Linked DNA regions of Homo sapiens: regions 2 and 3 are each linked to region 1. The links are chromatin loops, found by intact Hi-C in ENCODE. Cell type or tissue: heart right ventricle. All regions are shown on one strand. Each heading gives the region's core, and the rest is flanking DNA. Links, peaks and the distances in the headings are about the cores only.

What was found. Hi-C counts contacts between places; a loop is a spot of excess contacts. Peaks named below come from ENCODE experiments on the same cell type or tissue, not always from the same donor. Only the 100,000 strongest peaks of a DNase experiment are listed, where the experiment ranks them.
Region 2: a loop joins it to region 1, with 4 times the contacts of the local background. A loop is called at or near these places in 37 of 110 quality-filtered maps.
Region 3: a loop joins it to region 1, with 3 times the contacts of the local background. A loop is called at or near these places in 31 of 110 quality-filtered maps.

Annotation. Positions count from the first base shown.
Region 1 is chr5:147,556,037-147,561,955 of GRCh38, forward strand. JAKMIP2-AS1 (JAKMIP2 antisense RNA 1) reads left to right here and starts at 3,958. Exons shown (of 4, transcript NR_038902.1): 1 at 3,958-4,101. RefSeq lists enhancers at 1-285, 4,757-5,686. In heart right ventricle, for the core only: a CTCF peak has its summit at 3,053 (motif pointing left); a DNase peak (open chromatin) is centred at 3,035; H3K27ac peaks cover 1,363 bases.
Region 2 is chr5:147,222,203-147,228,121 of GRCh38, forward strand. The region is part of intron 1 of STK32A-AS1 (STK32A antisense RNA 1); the gene reads right to left. Among named protein-coding and RNA genes, the nearest start is that of STK32A-AS1, 9.7 kb to the right of the region's middle. In heart right ventricle, for the core only: a CTCF peak has its summit at 2,194 (motif pointing right); no DNase peak of the experiment used is centred there.
Region 3 is chr5:147,506,975-147,512,893 of GRCh38, forward strand. It overlaps DPYSL3 (dihydropyrimidinase like 3), which reads right to left and starts at 3,094. Exons shown (of 14, transcript NM_001197294.2): 1 at 2,504-3,094. The coding sequence starts at 2,884. In heart right ventricle, for the core only: a CTCF peak has its summit at 3,007; DNase peaks (open chromatin) are centred at 2,090, 2,323 and 3,037; H3K4me3 peaks cover 3,106 bases; H3K27ac peaks cover 3,404 bases; H3K27me3 peaks cover 450 bases.

The sequences.
Region 1 (5,919 bases), core at 490-5,489:
GCCAAGATTGTGCCACTGCACTCCAGCCTGAGTGACAGAGCAAGACTCCGTCTCAAAACAAAAAACAAAAAGAAAAAAACAAAAAACAAAAAAAACCAATTAAACCACCATTAGTCCTTAATATCTTTGGCCAAATATCTCTCTAAAATTATTCCCAGCATGGCAGGTAGCAGAGAACCATTCTCTTTAGGAATTAAGCAACCCTCCCTCAGTTTTCCAGTGTGGGCTTTGCTTTATGTACAGCCCTCACTCAACAATTGCCAAGGGATTTTGCAATGGCTGAGTCTTATTTTACCACTTCTCTACTGTTTCCATGATTACATTCACTTAGGGCTCATTAGGGTATTGCCAAGGTCCTTGCTGATATTGATTTACTTTATATGATATGCATAAAGTTTTCTTTTCCTCAAACATTAGAAGATTTCAAGGATTTTGCAAAGTAAGTTTAATTCAACTTTGTAGCCTTGACAACCATAATTTTAGAAAATAAGAGCTCCCTTCCCCCAATCTGACCTCTTAAAATCACCTTATCCACAGCACATGCTAAAACTGGGTTCTGAATCAACTCTCTCTCTCTCTCTCTCTCTCTATATATATATATATATATACACACACACACACACACACACACATACATATATATACACTTGTATATATATACACAACACTATATATGTGTATATATATACACACGTATATATAAACACAACACTATATATATGTATATATATACACACTTAAAATCTGAAAAAACATTCTAAGAATCAAAGACTAATAAATTTATTCAAATATAGTCCAGAGTATTTTTAAAGATAAACTAAGCAAATACATTCACATTTCATCCACTCTGGGTTAATTTTCCAATAGTAAGGAAAAATACTACTCATCATAATGAAACTTCTACTTCACCATCCTCTGTTACAATCTAGCACGAAGGGACTTTTTTTTTTTTTTTTGCCCAGACTGGAGTGCAATGGCACGATCTCGGCTCACTGCAACCTCTGCCTCCCAGGTTCAAGCAATTCTCCTGCCTCAGCCTCCCAAGTAGCTGGGATTACAGGCGAGTGCCACCATGACCGGCTTTTGTATTTTTAGTAGAGACAGAGTTTCTCCATGTTGGTCAGACTGGTCTCAAATTCCCGACCTCAGGTGATCTGCTCCCCTCAGCCTCCCAAAGTGCTGGGATTACAGGCGTGAGCCACCATGCACAGCCCATGAAGGGCCTTAAGATTAGCATCTTGAAAAATACATGCATGGCAAGAAGCAAAATGCCCAGTTTTAACAAGAGTTGAAAGGAATATATTGACAATTTTAAGATGCTCATTTTAGAGTTCTTTCTTGCCTAAGTTCAAGAGCAAGACATTGGGAAGTTACTGAGCAGTTTGCATAACACCAGCTGCAGGAGACACTTGTTGAAGTCCTGGGTGGTGTCCACTGGCTTAGTGAAGAACAAATTATGGCAAAGTGGCTTCCTTCAGTGGTATTATTAAGTCTCAACTTCAATATTGTATCTCTTTCTTATTGACTAACACTTTAGAATGGGCTATGTCCCCTAGTATATCTACATTCTCAGCCTATAACTTCGATTCGTAGCATTTGTCACAAATTTAATTTAAGCAAATATTTGTGTAATAATTTGTATGATGAACTCCTTTGTCATTAGAACATAAGGTCCATGAGTTGATTTTTTTTTTTCACTTTTGGAAGAAATACAAATGTTTAGCTCAATGCTAAACATATATGAGGATCTCACTTAGTTTTTGTTGAATGAATCAAAGGAAGGGAAAATAATTTACCTGAAATGATGAACAAAAACAATAAAAAGTTTGATTTCATTAGAAGTGAACCTAGTTGTTTCCAAAATTTGTAGATTAAAAAACGGCCCTTTTAATTACTGCTTATTGAAAAATTATGCAATGAGTTACAAGCCCCCATGAATTCTGTCGTGCCTTTCTAAGACCTTGCATTTTGTTGTAAGTCCATTTACATATACTTGGAAAATAATAGGGAGTTTCTGTATGTGACACATGATTTATTCCACCTGCAGGCAATGCCGCAGACAAGCACACACACTTGGTGTTCTGTTCCACCGTTCTTTGGATACCAGATGACTGTCACTGTAGTTTGGAAACTACTAAGCTAATACCCCAAATTGCACCCTATTCTAACATTCTGAGGTTTATTCAGTGTTTGGCAACAAGGTGAATAAGAAAACCTGACATTTAATAATTAGCACAAAACAACTGTAAAATCTCAAGCATGCCTTTTAGCCGTCAGCGTTGCGTAATAAGTTGGTAGTGCTATTCTTCTGGGGCTTCTTTAAGATAACATAGGTATCTGGCAAGGAAGTGTCTACCTCTGTCTTCTCCTGTTCTCTAATCTCTTAATTGTTACTTCCCAACAGATGCCAATGGGCCAGAGAGCCTGTATGACACAATCCAAAAACATCAGCATCTCAAGGCACAGACTAACTCAGAGAAGGGGTTAGAATGGATCCAGAGGGAAAATGTTGAGCAACCAGCACAGCAAAGAAGCTTATCTTTGCACACTTCACAGTTTTTAAAGCACTCAGAAAATCTTCAAGGCTGCAGATTGAGAAAGTGACAATGGATGAAATAGAGGAGCAGAACAGTTAAGTGACTTGCCCAAGGTTTAACAGATAGTAGGAGGTATTAATAGAAGCGGACCTTAGCAATCTGAACCTTGTGTCTAATGTCTTTGTTGTGTATATCCTTCCCACCTTTGCCCTCCCTCCCCAAACACAAGAATGTTCTTGTAGATGGAAATCTTTTGGTGCTATGGCTGAGCAATGTGGGTGGTTTGTGTTCTGTTTCTTTTCTGTTTATTTGGGGATTTTGCCTCTGTTTATAAAATATTATCTCTCGGTGTCTATAGTATTTTGCTGTTGTTGTTAAAGTGCCCAGAATCTCTCAGACCTTGGTGTAGCTGAGTTGTGGCCAATATGATGCCTGATTATTCACACTGTGGGGGAAAAAGAGTAGGCTTTTGTAAACTTATGGAGGACTGCCCCCTGGGGGCCAGAAGAATGAACCCCTCCCTGGACATGAGTAGAGTAGGTGCAGGAGGCTGATAAACACGGTGAACCCTATGTGCCCATTAATATCCAAGAAAACCTCAGTAGTGGCATTCTATTGGGATCACTCATGCCAATTCCCAGATTTCTCATGCATTACTTTTCTCACCCCTTAGCAAGCCAAATTTAGTAAAGATTACTGTAGAAAACCTAACTTTTCAAAATTAACAGGTGTTTCTAAAAGAAAACTAGAACAATGAAAAAAAAAGTAAGGAGACAAGATTGCCTATCATCGCATCACCAGAGACAACATTTTCTCCTAAATCTTTCTAGCCTTTATTTTCTGCATGGATATATATACCTATTATATATATAATTTATTGTAACACTTTGGGAAGCTGAGGCAGGTGGATCACTTGGGTCTAGGAATTTGAGACTAACTCGGGCAACATGGCAAAACCTGGTCTCTAAAAAAATACAAAAATTAGCCGGGCATGGTGGTGCACATCTGTGGTCCCAGCTACCCGGGAGGCTGAGGTAAGAGGATTGATTGAGCCTTGAAGGTTGAGGCTGCAGTGAGCCATGATTGTGCCACTGCACTCCAGCCTGGGTGACAGAATGAGATCCCGTCTCAAAAATATATATTTTAAAATAGAATTATTCTGTACCCTCTGTTCTCTGGCTTGCTTTGTATCCTCTATAGTGTCTTAATGGCATAGATTTTTTTCAAGTTCACACAGAGCTTTTCTCAGCTATTTCATAGCCAGAATAAAGCTGTGGCTAGAGAGGAATGCCCTCTAGCTGGAGAAGGCAGTATGATGGAATGCCAGCTTCCCAAACCAAAACGTGCTTATGAACCACCTGGGGGCCTGCTTAACATGCAGATTCTGATTCAGGAGGTCTGGGGTAGGACTTAGGATGCTGTATTCCTACTGTGCTCTCTGAGGATGTGGATGCTGTTGATCTGCGGACCACACTTTGAGAAATACACAGGTGACAGCTGTGGTGGAAAGAACTCCCATCCAGGAATCAAAACATGTCTTCACATTTTGGCCATGGAACTTGGGGTAAGTTTCTAAACCTCTTAATCTTTGTTCTTTTACATATAGAAAAAGAAATCATAAACATCTGAACATGCTAAGCTCAAAATATGGGTTTATTAAAGTATAGCTGAACTGAAATCCAGTCATGATAGAAAGACTAGTTGAGGAAAGAATAATTCTATCTCATATCCCCTATTCTCCCCTGTCACTCCAGCAGAAGAAAAAATCTGCCATCAGAACAGGAAAGAAAGCTCACTAAATAGCTTATTTGCTAAAGAAGTCCAAGGTACTGAATTTAGACAGGTAAATTGATCTATTTTGCCTTTTCAAAGCATTAAATAAAAAAAGAACTATAACCCTAATGGACGGGATCCCCTAGCTGTCTCTGCCCACCCTACAGCAGCTTGAAGGCTGATTCGTTTCTTTTACAAATACATGAACATCTCAAATATATGTCCAAACTTCGAGAAATCTACTTTTCTTATTTCTGTTCTTTTTCTATTTTTTTTTTCTGTCTAAGCGCCAGACACACACTGTCTCTCTCTCTCCCAATCCTCCTTTCCATTGCCTCCCCATCTTGCTGGTTTCAACTTCTTTTCCCTCCTAGACACAGTATTCCCCTCTGGATCCCTCCACATTCCTTCCCTTTCTAAATTCTTGGCTTCTCTAATTCATGTGTTCACATACATTTCCCTACTCAACACAAAGGCTCCTTTCCAGGAGTCTGGTGGGACCTTGCTTTTTCCTTGACATATTATTATTATTTGATTTTTTAAAAAACTGTGATTCAAAAGCAGAAGAGCATAAAAATTAGACTTGCGTGTTTCTCTTTTCAGCTAGGGAAGTTGCCAGCTACATCATCTTGTAATTCCCAACTCCTTTTCTTACAAGGGCAGACTCTTAATCACTCAGCTTGGCTTCTCTTTCAAAGGTAGGAACAGAGGGAACCATGAGAGAAAGGACTGATAGAAAGGACTCGCCCACTGCCTGAGGAGCCACCTGAGACAAGGATAGTCAGTCTAGTTCTGTGAGGGGGAGTAGATGCTGGGCTGAGCCAGTATGATGCTTCCTTGTGTTCCAGGAAGTTCTTTGTATAAAAACTGAAAGAACTGCTTTTTAAGGGCTGTTTGATTCTGGACTCCTGTGATTAAGTTCTGAAGGCCTCACACTGAGACCAAAATTCCCCAATTATATTCTCTTGAAGAATCACCCTGGGTGGGCTCAGCTTGGGGGTAGAGAGTTGTAACTAGGCAAAAAAAAAAAAAAGAAAGAAAGAAAGAAAGAAAGAAAGAAAGAAAGAAAGAAAGAAAGAAAGAAAGAAAGAAAGAAAGAAAGTGAACTAATATAGTTTAATTTATTGCCCACATCAGGCCAAGATAAAATTTCTGAGATTTACATGTCCAGATATTTAATGAGCAAATGCTTTCCTTTACTGAGATTTTTTGGTAGTTGTATGTAATTCACTTTGTTGCAATTTCCTTGTTTATTCCCATGGAGCCTAACATAGTCTCCAGCTTCTTAGGGTAAGGGCAGCAAATCCTTCTCTGCATACCCACAGCAATAGAGTAGGGGAGAGGATGGAGAGTTTCTTTGTTGTGATCTAGTCACCTTTCTCTCAGATTCCTGATTTTATGTAATAATTGTGTATGCGTGCGTGTGTGTGTGTGTGTGTGTGTGTGTGTGTGTTGGAGACATATGGTTTAGTGTTAATTTAAATTAATATGAGATTACCCAAATACTTTTTAGAATAATTTGAGTATACTTTATTTATTTTTATTTTTTAAGACGGAGTCTTGCTTTGTTGCCCACGCTGGAGTGCAGTGGTGCGATCTCGGCTCACTG
Region 2 (5,919 bases), core at 305-5,304, 330 kb before region 1:
CTACCAGTATCTGTATATTATACAGTTTAAGAAACAAAAACTCTCAGGGTCTAAATGACTTGCACCAGCTTATGAAGCTCTAGGTGGTGAATAAGGAAATAAACTTGGGTCAATTTGATGCTAACGCTATTTTTGCTCAACAACAATGCTCTACTATGCAAGTTTTCTGGGGAGCAATTAAACTATTCACACCTCAATGCAGTTGAATAAATGAGTACACACACACACGCACACATATTAGAAACCATAACTCATATCCACTTTCCTTCTCCTTCTCAGGTAATAATATTTTTCTAATAATCATGTAATAGGGAATATTTTAATACTATCTCTAGCTTTTCTTTGCAGCCCTAGAAATAAAATGTCCCCATTACTTCCTAGGGTTGTTTCCCTCTCTCTCTGTCAATTAAATTATGTCAAACTCACAGGGGTGACTAGTAGTGAAGGCAGCATGATATGTACTGTGAGCTCACTAGAGTGCTTGCTCCTCAAGAGCAAAGACTGGTTTATTTATCTTTGTATCTCCAGTTCCCAGCATGGTGTTTTCCCCACTGTAGACAAATGATCAAAACTGTGGGAATGGGTTATTAAACAGATAATGAACTTGAGGTTACAGAATTTGTAACGGCTGTTTAGAAACTGTAAACTCCAATCACTCAATGAAATTGGAAAATAAAATGGATGATCTCTGTCAAGATAATATCTAAAGAAAAATCTTCTGTAGGAGGTTATTGTATGTACTCTCTGAATGTGATGGTATTTGTAGAAGTGAGCAAAGCAGGTAAAACTGAACATTGAGTTGGATTCAACAATTAATAGATAATTTCCTAAATATGAGACATTGTGCTAGGACCTGATTATTTTCTTATAATTAAGGAGAATTTTCTTTTTGTTATGATAACTCATCTTTTTAGTAAAGTAATTTGCATATCCAGCCAGCAGAAAATAAGGCTTTGTCATGTGTAAAGAGGGCAGAGTAATCTTACTAAAACTCAACTCTAATGAGGTCTATTTTCCTGCTAACACATCTAAAAGGCTTCCTATTGCTGCGATGGTTTAAACTGTAAACTTTTTCACAGAAGACTTGGTTTTCCAAGATCTTTCCCTCATCACTACACTCCCTACACTACAATCACACTAAACTTCTAATAACTCTCCCCAGATATTATGCTTTTTATGCCTCCATTCTCCAAACCTCGAATGCCCTCCTCTCTGTCTAGTGACACTCTATTCATCTTTCAAGACACAGATCAAATGTTACTGAGGCTTCTGGCTCTTTGAGGCAGAGATAGCTGATCTGGTCAGTGCTTTGCGAGGGCTCCCAGCCAGGCACCTGTCAATCTCAGGCTGTGGTTTCTGCCTCTATCCAAACCACAAAATCCTCAGGTCCAGTAACAGTTTCCAACTTTTCTTTGTTCCCTTTAAACATAGCACTGTAAAAGGTCTGTTTACTTCACCAGTGAATGGTTACTGCTTTGCAGTACAAGGTGTCTTCTTCATATTTTCCTCCTAAATTACTCAATGGAAAGAATGATGGAAATAATAAACATGTAATTATGTTAGCAATTTATTTAATGTGCCAAATACTGGATTCAGTCCTGTATATATAATGGTGGACAAGAGAGATGTTCTTATCCTCATGGAAGCTGCACTCAATGAGGAGAAACACAGCAAAGTTGTTACACAAGCAAAATAATGATAGCTCATGATGAGTGACATGATGGAAGGAATTAGGGTGTACAGTGGAGAATGGAGGAAGTGGTGAGGAAACAACATCAGAAGAGTTGAGGGGAGGTCTTCCTGAGCAGGAGAAATATGAGCAGACAGCTGAATGAGGAAAAGTCTAGAACTGCATTCATGCATAAGTAAGAGCCACTCAAATGTCCTGGGGTGGGGACAAGCTCAGTGTGATCTGCAAAGAGCAGAAGGGCTGATGGGCTGGAGTGGAGTGAACAGATCATAGATAAAGGTGGACAGAGTGACCGGGATTGGACAGTATCAGGCCCTGTCTAAATGCAGTGGAACCCAGCATACAGTTTTAAGCCACCAGTGATATAGTTGAAACCGCATGGTATTCAAATTTGTGTTGTAAGCCATTATTTACTTTTTTAATTGTAAAAAATTTTGTGTATCTATCTGGACAAGACTTTCTCACTGGCTTAGTCTTTACTTCATTCCCCTCTCCACTGGGGGGCTCCAGAGATTGTTTCAAGAATGCAGTCTAGTCTCCCAAGCACCCTTCTTGTGGCAGTCTCTGAATTTCCCCAAAAGCTAGCTATGTTTAAGATGGGAACACCAACAAGAGAGCATGAACAACTGAATAAATAAAAGATAAAAACACAATCAGCTCTGTGAAACAGTTCTGCATTTGACAGCATGAATATGAGGCAAAATAAGCATCACTATTTTTCTATAGAACCTATGGTATGCCGTGCCTTTACATGAACAAATACATTATGACTGGCTAGTTTTATTTTAAGTCAAAGTGACTATTCCAACAGAAGAAAGATTTAGACAACAGACATGAGAGGTATTTGGGCATAACCTGGTGGCCTGCTAATTAAAATGACCTTAACAGTTGTCAGTTTCTGAGTGTTTACTCTGTGCTGCCTAGCACTGTTTTAAGTGCAATATATATATAAAATCTCATTTAATCCTTCATTAATCCTGATATTAATCTCAAAAGCTGATAGAGATGACCATTGGTTCCTTTACTGAAAATGGAAAACTGAGGTTTAGGGCCTTTAAGTGACTTGTCCAACATCTCAGATATATTATTGGTGGAGCTGGCATTTGGATGAAAGAGTGCTTGACTCCAAAGCCCTCCATGCCAACCAGAACACCAAATTAAAGAGTTTTCCATAGACTTCAGTTCAAGTCTCAGATCACTTTCTTGCAGTTTCAATTTCCTTGATTGTTATTTCCCCAGGGGAAAAAAAGAGACTTACAGACCCAACAAATTTGTAGTGCATCTCCAATGCCATGAAGATAATCAAAATGTTTTGTGAAGTCCCCAGTGTTATACAAAGGCTATATATATATATATATATATTTTTTTTTTTTTTTTTTGCCAGGTGCCTGATTTTTGCCTAAAAAGAAAATTCTCTCGCAAAAATGAATTCCTTAAAAACTCTATTTTTTTCCTAAACTTGGTTGTGTTTAGCCCTCTTTTGCAACTTGCCCCTAATTGAACACCAAATGTTCATTCATAGTATCTAATCCTCTCTCAGGTTTTTCATAAGGCGTTGGCAACAACAGAAGGTGATAGGGCAATAGCACGGGGGGTACGTTTTTACCCAGCTCTGCCACCATCACATTGTGCAGCTTAGGGCAAAACTCTTCATCCGGACCCCAAATTTAAAGTAAACAAGTGAGTTAGTGAGAGTTAAAGATTATTCCAAGTTTTAACATACTAGGGTAGTGTGTAGCCCATGACGGGAATGAAAGAAAGAAGAGGAAAAGGGCTAGATGACAATAGTGTTATCTTGTAATATTCTTTTAATTGAATCCATTATGGGGCTCTTGACCATAAGGCGACCACTAGCACTCCAACAAGTTCAGCGGATATTTCAGGTGTATCAGGCACTATCCTAGGATCTGGTCCCAAAAATGTTAAACAAAACCAATATGATTCCTTCACTCTGTGGAACTTTACATCTCCATAGATCAAACAATGGAAATCTGAAACAGATATGTCAGCCACAGACACACTTTGTTTTACCACCTTTTGTTTCACATTTAAAAATTCTGTCCATGTTTAAAAATAAGGAAGATTTAATACAAAAGTTCTCGTTTCCAGCTTCTCTTGAAAAATCTGAATATTTAGCAGTGCTGAGCTGGCATTCCCACATGGCAGGGAAAGGTGGAGCTGAAAAGAAGTTGTCCTCACCCCACACCTAGAATAGACCCACACTCTCCATTGACCCCGCCCACCGTCACCATGACAGAGGCAACCTATGTGCCCAATCTGCGTAGGCTTAGGTGTGTGTGATTCTTGGGTTAGAGATGGAAACAATAAGAAACTATTTCAATCGTGTTGATTATTACAAAGAGCTGTATGGAGACCTGCCATGGATAAGAACAGAGAAACCGCCAGCACTTCGGTCTTCATCTCTGCCCCGTCCGGCCCCCACTTCCACCCACAGAGAGCAAGGGCAACAAAGGTGCCTGGGAAATTTGGAGGCTGGGAGCCAGGCGACCTGGGCCTACCAAAGGTTCTCTCCACTAACTGTTATGCTACACTGGGCAAGTATTTTCTGTCTTTGTGCCTCAATTCCCTGTGCAATAAAACGGAAAGAAAGAAAAAAAAAATCTACCAGACCACAGTCCTTTAAGGATCTTTCCTGTTAGGATCCTGTAAAATTCTCACCACTGTCTTGGTCTCCCGTCATAACCCCAAGGGAAGTCTTAATGGCAATCTCGCCTTTCCCTTTCTAAGATCAGCAGGCTCCGACCCGCCACCCCCATGCCCACCACCATGGCGACGCAGGACGTGTCTCTTCAGGGGAATCCGAGCCCGGGCCGGGAAGTTGGGGAGGCACCCCCATGCGATATGGAAAGTAATAGCACCCCCACTTCCCTCCCTGGATATTACGATACACATCACAGGGGGTGAAGCACCCCCCTGGGAAATAAGGAGTAATAGCACCCCACCCTCCTCCACGCCTGGCTACATGGCGGGGGGGTGAGCCACACCCCTGCGATAGGGGGAGTAATAGCAACCCCCTCTCCAACCCCTGGCTATTATGATCCACATCGCAGGTCCATCAGGCACACCCCTGCGATTCGGGGAGTAATAGCATCCCCCTCGCCCGCCCCGGCTATTACGATCCACTGCACAATGGGGTGAGGCACCCCCTTGCGATATGGGGAGTAATAGGACACCCTCTCCCCCACTGGCTATTACGATCCACATCGCAGGGGGCTGAGGCAACCCCCGGCGATATGGGGGGTTACAGCACCCCCTCTGCCCCCAACCCCCCGGCTATTACGATCCATATGGCAAGGGGGTGAGACACCCCTCTGCCTTACGGGGAGTAATAGTCCCCCCTACCCCCCTGGCTATTACGATCCACATCGCAGGGTGGTGAGCCACCCCCCGCCATATGGGGAGTAATAACCCCTTCCTCTCCCCGCCCCCACACCCCGCTATTACAATCCACGGTAGACTCACAGCCTGTTTACGATGCTGTGAGTAATATCATCTCCCCCTCTGGAAATTACCAACTATTTCACACACGGGTGTACACCCTCTGCAGTATTGGGAGTAATATCATCCTCTTCCCCTCTGAATATTATAAACAATATCACAGGAGTGTTTATACTCCCTGTGATATTGGGTGTCATATCATTGTCTTCCACGTTAAAATTAGAAACAATATCCCTGGACGCGTGTACCACTTCTGTGATATTTAAGGTATTACCCTCTTCTCTCCTGGATCATAGGAACAATATCCCTGGGGGGTGTACACTTTCTGCGATATTGGTAGTTAATAGCATCCCCTCCGCCTTTGAATATTAAAGACAATCTCACGCGGGGTGTACAACCCCTGCGATATTGGCAATATTATTATCCTTTCTCCCTGCATATTAGGAAAAATATCAGTATGAGTGTATACCTCCTGCGATATGGGGATTAATACCCTCTTCTCCTCTTATGGATATTAGGAACAATATCACAGGGGTTTTACATTTTCTTCGATATCTGGAGTAATGTCATCCTCTCTTTGTTTGAATGGTAAGAACAGTATCACAGGGGGGATGTACACCCCCTGCGATATTTTGAGTAATATTACGCTCTCCCCCGTTCCCTTGATATTAGGAACAGAATCCCAGGGTGGGTGTACTCCTCCTGCTATATGGAAAGTAACATCCTCTCCCTTCCTGGATTTTAGGAACAATATCACAGGGTGGGGGTAC
Region 3 (5,919 bases), core at 305-5,304, 49 kb before region 1:
GCACACATCATGTTCATTACTTCAGCAAGGAATTAAGTGTGTATACAATTTGCCACATACTATACACAGATGTGTAGAGATGGAGCCTCCATCAAGTTAGGCACAATAATGAATAGAGCTTCCCTGTTGACTCACACTGGACAAATAGGAGCAAGAAATATGTTGTTATGTTTTTTATTAAGCTGCTGAGAGTTGGGGGTTGTTTGTTACTATGGCATCACCCAGCCTTTTCTGACAGATACAAGAGTGCACATACCTAAAAATCATTAAAATGTCTCATAATAAGGAAATATATTTACCCTTATATTTCCAAAGGTCAGAACTAAGAATAATTTGTAGAAACTACAGGTAGGTAGATTTGGGCTTAATTTTTTTTTTTTTTTAAGTAAAGTTGTCCAAAAAGTTGCTTCATGAGGTAGTGAGCTCCCTGACAATGGTTGTATTTAAGCAGAGGCCAGATGATCATTTTGCCAGCTATGTGGCAAAACAGATGGTTTAATTAAGGAGGTTTAGTGTATCAAACATTTATTGAGCACCTCCAATGTGCCAAGCATTCTAGCCACATAGATAAATCCAAATACACAATCTCTACCCTCAAGGAAATAAACAACAAGTTCAGAACTTGATAACCTCCGTGGTCTCTTCTAACAGTGTGATTCAACCAAATTAGAGATAATAACATGGCCTGGATGAAGCAGATGGCAAGCCCAAACTTACAAATGACTATGTAGCACTAGAAATCCTGCTGATGCCTAGGTTGTATTATTATTTCTCAATTAGTAGCCAAAAGTATAGGGTTTGCAAAAGGGAGGAAAACGGGAGAATTGCTAGGTTTAAAGGAGGAATATTTTCCCTTTCTCTAGTTACCATTCTTAAATCTTGCAAACCCAGCATATTATCTGGCTTACATCAGGGGTGTTTCAGCAAAGGGAATAGCACTGACTCACAGCAATTGTTACCGACCTTTTCCATCACTACTCCCGCCCGTTCCAGTCAGGAAGGGAACATTTCAATATGGACAAGTCAGACATGAAGAAAGGAATAACCTTTCTATAGGGTTCTTCTTCAGTTTAGATATCAACCAAAACATTTGCAAAATATCAGAAGTTTTCCCTAAAACGTTGGTAAGCAAGGGCTTAGGGGAATCACGCACTAAAAGGATGATGTGAAAATCACAAACTAAATGAATGATTTCAGAGGAAGCCGACATTGTTTTCCAAGTGGTACCCTTGAACAGCACTAACTTCAGCACTTATTTTCCCTGGTGGTCTTAGTAGTCAAAGGTTGGTTGGTTGGTTTGTCTAAACTTTCAAAAATCAAACAGTGAACAGAGATGCTGTTCTTTCACTAGCTCATTGCATTTTAATGGAAAAACAACTAAAACCTGAATAAGCATTAACTGTAATTGCTCTGAGGCAGACATTTCCATTTCAGGTTGTTATTCCTAACCATATTAGTGCAGAATAATACATGCGGATGGATTTTGCGGCCATTACCTAGACAAGGGTGAGGGCATCTGATTATTATTATTCCCCAACTGAAAGCTTCAGTTTGAACTCTGAAGTCTCCAGCCCTGCCAGGCCCTGCATTTTCTGAACTACATCTCTGAGTCTCTGTGAAATAGACACATAAATCAGGGCAAGCTAGATTTCAATGCCATCCCTTCAGTCAGTTCAGTGTGACATAAGTTTCTCAAAAATACACATACAGAAGAAATTGGCTTTGGCACATTTAAGAGCAGCAGGGAATTTGCATCTCATGCTAGTTTAATGTGCACTCTTAATACTCTCGTCTATTTTCTAAAATATAATGCTATTCTTGCAGAGGCAGCTGGACCCCTGTAATACCCAGTCTTGTGCCAAGCTATGTACACAAATACACTCTTTACAAACACAGATGTGAAATGCCGTGCTAAGACACAAGCGAGGCATAGAGAGAGATTCGCGTGTTTAGTCTAGAGGCTCCACACCCAAAAGTTTCAGGGACAGAGCTGATGTTTGAAGACTGAGAGGGGAGACCGCCCCTCCAGTACTTTCATCCGGGCACTATGGAGATGACCCCCATATTCCCAGCATCACTTTGCCCTCTGCCGTGGTGACCCGGGTTGAGATTTAATCTAGGGCCAGAGGGGGGCAAGACAATTGTGCTGTTGGCTACTAGAGAGAAGAGCTGGAAATCACTAAGCCTTCCCGGGCTGACACACCCACCCAGACCGGATGGCCCAGGAGTGCGGCGAGGAGGCAGGGGCAAAGGACGCGGCTCCAGGCAGGGGAACCCGGGCATCCCTTCCGCGCTTGCACGAAGATGCTGCAAGTGGCGACACGCGCGAATCCAGGGTCTGGGCTAGGAAGTCGCGCTACGCTCAGTGGAGGATGACCCTTTCCTCCTCCTTGTCCCCCAGCCCCGTGCAAAGTGAGCTGGAGAAAGTTGTGCCCGGGCCATGGCGGCCAGGGCTGGAGAAAGGAACGAAGGCAAGGAGGGAAGTGACCCGGGGCCCCCTTACCTTGTCCTTGGGGCCGAGGTTCTGCAACACCTCTTTGCCGGTGGCGCTCCGGATCTCTACCCCGGCGGGGGCGGGGGAGGCGGGCGCGGGCTCCCTGCTCTCTTCCCGGCCTTGGCCCCTGCGCGGGGTGTCCCCCTCGATCCCGGGCCGACTCCCCGATCCTCGGTCGCTGCCCTGGCCGCTCCGAGGAGTCTTCGCGCCCCGCTGCCCCACGCTGAGGGCATCGAAATCCAGCGTCTTGCTCTCGAAGGCGCCCTCCACGTTGCAGAACATGCCGCCGTATTTCTGCCGCGGGACCTGGTCCGTGGTGCCCGGCCTGGCCAGGTACACGGGCAGATCGTCTTCGTGGGAGCTGTCCCAGCCCCTCCGGCCCGAGGCCATGGTTCAAGCACGAAAGCGGCCCGCGGGTTTTTCTTCCCCAGAGGCGGAAAGGGCAGCCGCCGGCAGCGTGCGCCGAGCCACAGTGACTGTGGCGGGAGGAGGCGCCTGAGCCTTCGCGCCAGAGGCGGCAGTGCTGCTCCGATTCCTGCTTGTCCCTAGCGAGCCAGCGAGCCACACAGCCAGCTAGCGCGCGGAGCAGGGGCCCAGAGTAGCGCCGCGCTTGGCTCACTCGCTGGACCTCTCGCCCGGCCGCACCTCCTCACGCACCCCCAACCCTAACGTGGCCTCCCGGGCTGACGCAGCGTCGGTGCCCATCACAATCACAAACCAAACTTGGCGCGCGCGCACACGCACACACAGGCGCACACTGCCCGCTCGCGCAACAGCCTTGCCTCACACACTTTCGCGCAATTTAGACGTCTTAGAAATGTTCACACTCCAGCACTTGACTGCTTCACCCACACTAACTCCCTAGTTTGCCTCACAAACACAAAGCTTTCTGACGTCCCTCGTGCACAAAAACCCAGCTGACCCAGGTGGATTCATCTCAAAGCCAAGTCCTGATTTACAACTAACACATACAAACTCAAATTTACGACAGACTCACAATCCTACCCGGAACCCCGGACTTGCCTCATCCTGATCTTTAGGATGACACTCATAACTACACCCAGTTCTAGAATCTGCCTTGCAAACCCACACTCTCACATGAAGTCCTGAATTGGCTTACACACACAACACAAACACACACTGAGAGAGAAGCCCTCTTACTTCATTGAGAGTCACAAAAGCCCTTTGGCTCACATAAGCCCTTTCTTAGCTTCTATATAATATCCTAGTTTGCTTTTTACCACCCCTAATTTGCCTCATTTCAGATCACACACACACACACACACACACACACACATTCTTAGGTTTTGCCTTGCAAAGCACTCTTCATTGATGCTCTGTCCCTCATACAACAAACCCCAGATTTTAATCTCACACACTGACACAAGTCCAGGTTTACCTCAGTCGGAACCGACACTTAGATTCACACCTAAGCCCAGATTTACTTCAAAAATCACACAACCAAAGACTTTGCTTTTCATGTTACCTCAGATGTATGCAGACTTTACTTATGTACATCTGTGCTTTCATAACCTCATTCTCTTCCCCACGTCCACCCACGTATACTCTGACGCCGACTCTGCCACATAAACAGAACCTGCAAACTACATACCTTACATCATATCTGCACACACCACCTAAACCCAAAACCTGTTGTGCCGGATTTAACTGTGCTCCCTCTCAGAAAGTCACCCATTTATTTATTTAGTCAACCAACATAAATCAGGTACCCACTATGGCTTTCACAAGATGCTGGAGCAACAGTGTCGAACAAGAGAGATCGGCCTGTCCTCACCAAGAATGTAGTCTATTACCACCCATCTAGGTAGCACAGCCGTTCACTGTTCTGCTCAACTTACAGAACTTTGTTTATTTTGTGAACTAAACACTCCCCCTCCCAAGTATGGACACATACATGCTAAGCTCCATAAAGGCAGAGATCTGGTCTGTTCAGTTCACCTTTGTATATCTTGTGCCCAGAACATCTACAGGCACTTGATACATTCTTTTTGAACAAATGGAGGATAACAATAACAACGACAGCAGCACCAGAAAATGTTTATGGAGTTATTGCTATGTGCCAGTCATTATTATAATTGTTTCACATATATTAACTCATTTAATGCTCATAAGCATATGGCCGGCTTCTTTGTGCGCATAGACATACTCTTTGAAGGCATCCACATAGAATTTGATGAAATTAACCTTTGAACTCTGATTTTGGAGTGGAACAAAGGCTCCGGAAACTGGAATGTCAGTCTCAGGTCTGTGACAGCCACAAAATATTGAGGAATGGAAGTTGGCCTGAACTTAGATCAAAGACAGGTATGTTGACACAATTTAAACCTATCCCCTGGCCAGGCGCAGTGGCTCACACCTGTAATCCCAACACTTTGGGAGGCTGAAGCAGGTAGATCACCTCAGGTCAGGAGTTCAAGATCAGCCTGGCCAACATGGTGAAACCCAATCTCTACTAAAAATGTAAAAAATAGCCGGGCGTGGTGGCACCCGCCTGTAGTCCCACCTACTTGGGAGGAGGCTGAGGCAGGAGAATTGCTTGAACTCAGGAGGTGGAGGTTGCAGTGAGCAGAGATTGCGGCACTGGGCTCAAGCCTAGGCGACAGAGCAAAATTCCACACAAAACAACAACAACAACAACAACCCAATCCCCAGTGAAGAGAAAGCCACTTGCTAAACTGCCTGTGCTCTATCAGAATTATTTATGACTTCTTAAGCTGACTTCCTTTGGGCAGCTGCTCCTTCTTAACAAATGCTGGTTGGTGATGGACTCAGAATTTCCTGTGAGTGCTGCTTCAGAACAATTACAGTTAAGGGTTATCCAGGTTTTATTAGTTTCAGGCTCTGCGCTAAGGACATCCAGGCAGTATCTTAATTAATCTTAATAACCTTACCTGTCTGGTACTAGCATTTCTTTTTGTTTGAGACAGCATCTCCCATTTGAGACAGATGGGAAAGGCAGGAGTGCAGTGGCCCGATCACAGCCCATGGCAGCCTTGACCCCTGGGGCTCAAACAATCCTCCTACTTCAGCCTCCTGAGTAGCTGCGACCACAGGGGTGTGCCACCATGCCCAGCTAAACTTGTATTTTTTTCAGAAACAGAGTTTCACCATGTTGCCCAGGCTGGTCTTGAACTCCTGAGCCCAAGCCATCTGCCCACCTTGGCCCCCCAAAGTACTGGGATTACAGAAGTGAGCCACTGCACCTGGCCTATTATTTCTTTTCTACTAATGAGGAAGCAGAGGCTCTGAATGAATGTCCAAGTTACAAAAGAGTCATAACTTGAAGGAGGATACGTGCAGAGTCTGTTTACTTTGAGAGAGGGCACATTCTGAATGTAGACACACACTTTTATGTGCATATTTGCATGGGAACATGGGCATACAAACAGAACTTCGTAGTTGTA